Regions from separate parts of the Homo sapiens genome. Here region 1 is linked to region 2. Evidence: chromatin contacts called from ENCODE Hi-C data. All regions are on one chromosome and are shown on one strand. The core of a region is the stretch at or near the end of the contact, and the rest is flanking DNA. Distances in the headings are between cores, read along the strand shown.

Evidence for each region. Hi-C counts contacts between places; a loop is a spot of excess contacts on that map. Pooled maps may share reads with other maps.
Region 1: a loop to region 2 is called in a map of GM12878, with 3 times the contacts of the local background. The contact joins the promoter of SCPPPQ1 here to the enhancer-like site in region 2. A Hi-C loop is called at or near these places in 4 of 168 maps with a recorded cell type or tissue (CD4-positive, alpha-beta memory T cell, GM12878 and naive thymus-derived CD4-positive, alpha-beta T cell), 9 of 37 single-sample maps with no recorded cell type and 14 of 50 pooled maps.

What each region holds. Positions count from the first base shown.
Region 1 is chr4:87,469,276-87,472,730 of GRCh38, forward strand. SCPPPQ1 (secretory calcium-binding phosphoprotein proline-glutamine rich 1) reads right to left here and starts at 1,775. Exons shown (of 10, transcript NM_001405228.1): 1 at 1,742-1,775; 2 at 1,353-1,382; 3 at 317-387. The coding sequence starts at 373.
Region 2 is chr4:87,234,581-87,238,291 of GRCh38, forward strand. It overlaps a transcript of KLHL8 not described here. Among named protein-coding and RNA genes, the nearest start is that of KLHL8, 16 kb to the left of the region's middle. RefSeq lists enhancers at 1,133-1,242, 1,217-1,511 and a silencer at 1,333-1,432. Within about 2 kb of position 1,376, at least 12 of the 41 ENCODE cell types and tissues checked have a DNase peak (open chromatin) inside an H3K27ac peak, as active enhancers do.

The DNA.
Region 1 (3,455 bases), core at 525-3,024, 240 kb after region 2:
TAGGACCCTTCTCTGCCTTAGATGCATTAAAAAAATCATCTCCGTGCAACTCTGAGGTGTTCCTAGGACTCATTTTATAGACAAGGAAACCATGGGTTAGTTCAAAGTCACACAGCTAGCACATGGCATATGGAGCTGAGATTTGTACTGGGCAGAGTCTTGGACTGACAAAGAGTGGTGAACTCCTAGTTCTATGACTTTCCTGGGTTCCGCTTTCCTCTTTTGTGAAATGAAAAGATAAGACCTGCTTTCTAGCCGAGAAATGCGATGACTCTAAATCTGAAATTGAGTCAGCAGCTGAGGAGGGTGTACTCACGGGGATGGGCAGAGCAGTGGCAGTGCTCAAAAGGCCAGCCAAGATGAGAAATTTCATTCTAAAGGTCGAGCCTGGAATTGAAGGGGTAGGAGATCATTTCGAGTTTTTTTCTATGTAAGTCCTATTCCTATTTAGAGGTGTTGAAATAGTGGTCAAGATAAATCCTGCCTCCAAACATAGGTTTTGTAAGCCTACAAGAGTGTTTTTAAAAGCTTTGAATTCCTTAGACAAGACATGCACTGTTTAGCTCCCAACATAGCCCATTACTTTCTACTTTCTTATAAAGTTACAGTTCGGCCTATACACTGTACATGTTTGGTCCCTGAAGTTGCGTTTGTGATCTCTACACACAAATCTTTTTTTTTTTTTTTTTTTTTTTTGAGACAGGGTCTTGCTCTGTCACTCAGGCTGGAGTGCAGTGGCACAATCATAGCCTCCTGTACCCTCGAACTGCTGGGCTCAAGTGATCCTTCTGCCTCAGTCTCCCAAGGAGCTAGGACTACAGGTGTGCACCACCACACTTGGCTAATTTTAAAAAAATTTTCTTAGAGATGGGGTCTTGCTATGTTGCCCCCCTGTTGCAAGGATGGTCTTGAACTTCTGGCCTCAATCAACCTTCCCACCACAGCCTTCCAAAGTGCTGGGATTACAGGTGTGAGCCACTGTGCTCAATTCTACTCACAAATCTTTAAACACCAGTGTTACATCATGCTTATTATTAGTAATTGATCACTACTGGCTAAAATGAGAGGAAAGTTTTTATGTAATACACAAATAAATCCACCTGAAGCTTGTACCTCTGTGAGACTTACCAGGCCTTCATATAGTCTGGTTGCTGTTATTGCCAGTTATAGTTCTCGGGAAGGAAATTGTATGGGAAAAATTTTGTAAGATGTAATGGGTTGGTAGAAAATCAGCACAATATGAGTAAATTCAGATTCAATAAAGGAAATCAACTGGCCTTTTATTGGTCCATTGGTTCTGAAAGGAGACATTTTTATGTTTTAAAAATCGCACTTAATTCAAATTAACTTACCTTGTGAGTTTCAAACCAAATCACTGTATTCTGGAATTGGATTTTGAAAGAAAAACAACTTTATCATGTTATTATTAAGACTTATCTCCAGCATTTGAGGCAAGTTATATCTATAAATCACACTTCATCTGTTATATATATCTAAAACCCAACTCTGATTTCAATCTTAGTGCTACTTTGCCTGAATTTAGGCAACTTATTTCCCTTTTCCTTTTTCATGTTTTTTCTTTGTATTTTTCTTCTTTCTGGATTCAAACACTAATTTCTTTCTTCTTATTAGAAGTGGACCTGTTAGAAATCATTAAATTACCCAATACAAGAATATGTTACATTCTTTTATCTAGTGCATTAGAATCAGTCCAAATTATACTATATATCTCTTCAATTACCTTTGCTTCAGTGGCCCTTGGAGCAACAAATTCAAGGAGCAGTGTGATCACCTAGAATCTCTATGCCCATCTAGTATTTAAGCCATGTTACTAATGCCTTTATGGTTATGGGCAATATGAGTCACAAAATTCAAAGCTAAACTGAATAATTGCTTTCACACCAGGAGCTCCAACTTCCAAAATATCTCAATTACACAGAGGTAGACTTACAGACTGATTACTGAGAAAATAACTGAGAAAATAATCTCTTAGGTTGGGATTAGAGTATGTCTTTATCACAAACAACCCACAATTAAAAATTGTGACCACCAAGAATATTAACGTGCCTCTATAATAGATGAGCTAGCTGTACATGTAAGAGCCTTAAATGATACAGAAATTTAAGGTTTGAGATTTTCTCTTATTAAATATTTTTCATTTCAAAATGAATATTATTTTCAAACAAAATTTTTTAGTAGATATTGAGGTGGTTTCCTTACCTTGGTGTTAAAATCACTTTTCACTATTCTAAAATATTTTTGAAAGTTGTCTGAGGGTAAAAGATAATTTAGGCCTAATTAATACCTCTGAATACAACTTCACTGTTCCCAGCAACCTAGTTTGTAATTAGCTAAGACCTTTTCAGCTTCATATAAAAACGTTCTGAAATTTGGAATAGTTCCTAAAATTATTTCTGTAGTTGGAAAAAGTTACAAATAATACTTAATTCGATTTTGATTAATCAAATTGAACTTAATTTTTTAGAAAGGACATAGTATGATATGGTTCTAGTTAAGGTAATTGGCCAGGTGTGGTGGCTCACGCCTGTAATCCCAGCACTTTGGGAGGCCGAGGTGGGCGGATCACGAGGTCAGGAGTTCGAGACCAGCCTGACCAACATGGTGAAACCTCGTCTCTACTAAAAATACAAAAATTAGCTGGGCGTGGTGGCGCACGCCTGTAATCCCAGCTACTGAGGAGGTTGAGGCAGGAGAATCTCTTGAACCCAGGAGGCAGAGGTTGCAGTGAGCTGAGATTGTGCCACTGCACTCCAGCCTGGGTGACAGAGCAAGACTCCATCTCAAAAAAAAAAAAAAAAAGAATAAGTAATTTATTGAGCTATGAAAGAGATAACGAATGAAATTTTGAAATACTCAGAGAAGATTATTCTGATAAAAAAATAAACTATTCTGTAAATATCTTTCAGATAAAATTCCTAGGGGCATGTTCTCTCAGTGACTATCACAGATAAGGTTTGTAACAACAACAACAACAACAACACATTTTTGATTATTTGAAAAAATAGTAAAAGATAATTGTATTGATATCTTTCATTTCAGCTAGAAAAATATGTAAAAAACCATTTTCTTTCAAATAGTCAAATAAAGTGAGTGACATGTCCTTTTATTGCCTTACTTCAGAACTTGGAAAACTATATTATAATGTCATATTTTTGTGATCTAGCTTTTACTGTAATAGTTACCAAAGAAGAGCGCAAATAAAAAGACAAATTTTTGCTTATGACAGGTTTTTCGCTATCAATTTACATTAATAATATTTAATCTCTTTCTACATTGGACATCAAGACGCTTTATGGCCCTCTACCTGTTTTACCATTACATTTTCTTTATTGTGAGGCAATGATTATGTGAAATTTTTGCAGGGCCGCCCTCTTCCCCAGCACACATGCTCAACTGCACAAAAAGTTAGAATTAATTGGATCAAGCAGTGCATA
Region 2 (3,711 bases), core at 126-2,625:
GTGGTATAAAAGTATAGCAGATACAATTATGTATATTCTATAATACTTGATAAGAAATGACTATGTTACTGGTTTATTTACTATACTTTTTATTGCTATTTTAGAGTATACTCCTACTTATTTCAAAAAAAGTTAACCATAAAACAGCCTGGGGCAGGTCCTCCAGGAGGTATTCCAGAAGAAGGTATTGTTATCATAGAGATGACAACTCCATGTGGGTTATTGCCCCGGAAGACTTTCCCAGTGGGGCAAGATGTGGAGATGAAGACAGTGATATTGACGATCCTGACACTGTGTAGTCCTAGGCTAATGTGTGCTTGTGTCTTCGTTTTTAACCAACAGTTTAAAAAGAAAAGAAAAGAATAAAAAAGCTTAAAGAATACAGATACAAAGAAAGAAAATATTTTTGAATGGCTGTACAGTGTGTTCTAAAGTTTATAAAGTTTATAAAGTAAAATAATTACAGTAAGCTAGGGTTGGTTTATTACCAGAGAAAGAATAAATATTTGAATAAATAAATATATTTTATTTATAGTGTAGCCTGACTGTACAGTGTTTGTAAAGTCTACATAGTGTACAGTAATGTCCTAGGCCTTCACATTCACTCACCACTCACTCCCTGACTCACCCAGAGCAACTTCCAGTCCTGCATGCTCCATTGAGGGTAAGTGCCCTATACAAGTATCATTTTTTATCTTTTATACCGTATTTTTAGTGTACCTTTCCTACGTTTAGGTACACAAATACCACCGTATTCTAGTTGCCTACAGTATTCAGTCCAGTAACATGCCATGTGGGTTTGTAGCCTAGGAGCAGTAGGCTAGACCATATAGCCTAGGTGTGTAGTAGGCTATACCATCTAGGCTTGTATAAGCACATTCCCTGATGTTCACAAGACAAAGTGATGCATTTCTCAGAATCTTGTTAAGTAACACATGGCTGTATTTGAGGTGCCAAATGAAGAAAGTATAAAAATATCCCTTTGTCATCATTTGAGATGAATTGAATAAACTACACTTTGGGGGGCAGGGTGGAGAAAAAGCATAATTGTTATCATTTAATCGTCACCTAGCATGATCTCTATAGCTAATCAAGCATTGAAAATTATCCTCTATATTTCATATTTAAATATGACCTGCTGAATTGAATATGGAGAGGTGTGATAAAATGCAGAATATCTCTCAAACCCTATCAGCTCCTAATACAACCCGAGGGGTAAACAGGACCTTTCAATGACTTGGCACCAGAAGGATTAGGCCAAAACACAAGTCTTTGGGATGAGAGCGGAGAGGTTGCGGGCCGCGGGGCGGGTCGGTGGGGAGGAGGGTGCGGGGGAAGGGGGAATCGAAGGCGCCATTGGAAACGTTGTAAAATGCTTGGAGCGCCCTCTGCTGGAATATATTGGTAAAACAGCAGTAGTGACGAAGCGCTCTGCCTCCAAGTTGGTAGAAATAGAAACCAAAAAAAGCGAATGAAATGGCTCTTTCTTAAAGTAAGCCTTGACACGAGGTTCAAACAACAGTAGCCTTTCTTCTAGAGTTTTATGTAAGATTTGTCACTTTTCCTTCTACCTTAAAATATCTGCCTTATACCAGGAAAAAGTATGAATTTGATTTCTTTTTCCTTTTCCTTTTTTTTTTTTTTTTGAGACGGAGTCTCGCTCTGTAGCCCAGGCTGGAGTGCAGTGGGGCGATCTCGGCTCACCGCAACCTCCGCCTCCCAGGTTCAAGTGATTCTCCTGCCTCAGCCTCCTGAGTAGCTGGGACTACAGGGGCGCACCACCATGCCCGGCAAATTTTTGTATTTTTGGTAGAGACGGGATTTCACTATGTTGGCCACACTGGTCTTGAACTCCTGACCTTATGATCTGCCCGCCTCGGCCTTCCAAAGTGCTGAGATTGCAGGCGTGAGCCACTGTGCCGGCCTATGAATTTGATTTCTTAATAGACACCTTAAGGGAGGCAACCTCAAGGAAGGGCATAACATCACTTTAGAACACTAAGGACTGAAAATTTCATTACAGCCCAGACTTTTATTCATTGCGTACCTTTTGAAAAGTCATTTAATTTATCTGTACTGTGTCTTTTTTTTTTTTTTTTTTTTAGATGGAGTCTCACTCTGTCACCCAGGCTGGAGTGCAGTGACACAATCTCAGCTCACTGCAAACTCTACCTCCCGGGTTCAAGCGTTTCTCCTGCCTCAGCCTCCCAAGTAGCTGGGATTACAGGCGTGCACCACCAAGCCCGGCTAATTTTGTATTTTTAGTAGAGACGGGGTTTCTCTATGTTGGTCAGGCTGGTCTCGAACTCCTGACCTCAGGTGAGCCACTCGCTTCGGTCTCCCAAAGTGCTGAGATTACAGGCGCGAGCCACGGCACCTAGTCTGTATTGTGTCTAAAATGAAGATGACAATAACAATCTCAAACACTTTGACAGCGGGAAGTTTCACAACAGATGTGAAACAAAATTCCTAAGTGCCACATGTCCTTCCCATAGCTAAAAATCCCAGAACTGGCCAGCAGCCATGTTCCCAGATGAACACCGTATTGAGTCCCAGTCACTGTGTCAGGCCTGAGAATATGGTTCTCATCCTCCCAGAACTCCCAATCCAACTGTCTGCTGGGGAAGACACTATAATAATGCAAATAACAGCAATAAAACACGGAAAGAAGAATGTATTGGAAGATTATAAGGACACATACTTTTCTAGATAATCAGAGAAGTCTTCAAAGAAAAGCTGTATTTGAGCTGGGTCTTAAATAAATAATGAGATACTTGCCAATACAATGCATATTTTTTTCCTTAAAATTGTTTAACTGTTATCAGTAGAAACTAAAAACAAAACAAAACAAAATGTGTTTTTTCAACATAATAAATAACAGAAAATTAGCCTAGTTCTAGTTTATTTCACTGGAAGTCTTAACAAACAACATACTGATGCAGTCATTGATTAAATAAACAAATCATAGCCAGGCACAGTGGCTCACACCTGTAATTCCAGCACTTTGGGAGGCCAAACAGGCAGATTGCACGAGCCCAGGAGTTAGAGACCAGTTTGGCAACATAGTGAAACTCTGTCTCTACTAAAAATACAAAAATTAGCTGAGTATGGTGGCATGCACCTGTGGTCCCAGCTACTCAGGAGGCTGAGGTGGGAGGATAACTTGAGCCTGGGAGGCAGAGGTTGCAGTGGCACAATCTTGGCTCACTGCACTTCAGTTTGGGTGACAGAGTGAGACCCTGTCCCTAATAATAATAATACAGATTTGACACTGATAATAATAATGAGTTCTGTTTTTGCTACCTTTTCAGAAAAACATATCTAAACATATCTGTGTTCTGTTAATGTGTTTTAGTGTTATATCATTTTTTTTAAGACGGAGTCTTGCTGTGTCGCCCAGGCTGGAGTGCAGTGGCACAATCTCAGCTCACTGCAACCTCCTTCTCCTGAGTTCAAGCAATTCTTTTGCCTCAGCCTCCTGAGTAGCTGGGATGACAGGCGTGCACAACCATGCTGGGCTAATTTTTGTATTTTTAGTAGAGACAGGGTTTCACCATGTTGGCCAGGCTGGTCTCAAACTCGTGATCTCATGATCCACCCACCTCGGCCTCCCAAAGTCCTGGGATTACAGGCGTGAACGTCCACGCTCAGCCTACATCTTATATTCCATGCATTTCTTATATTTCCTGGATTTCTCACCAAGCATATTTG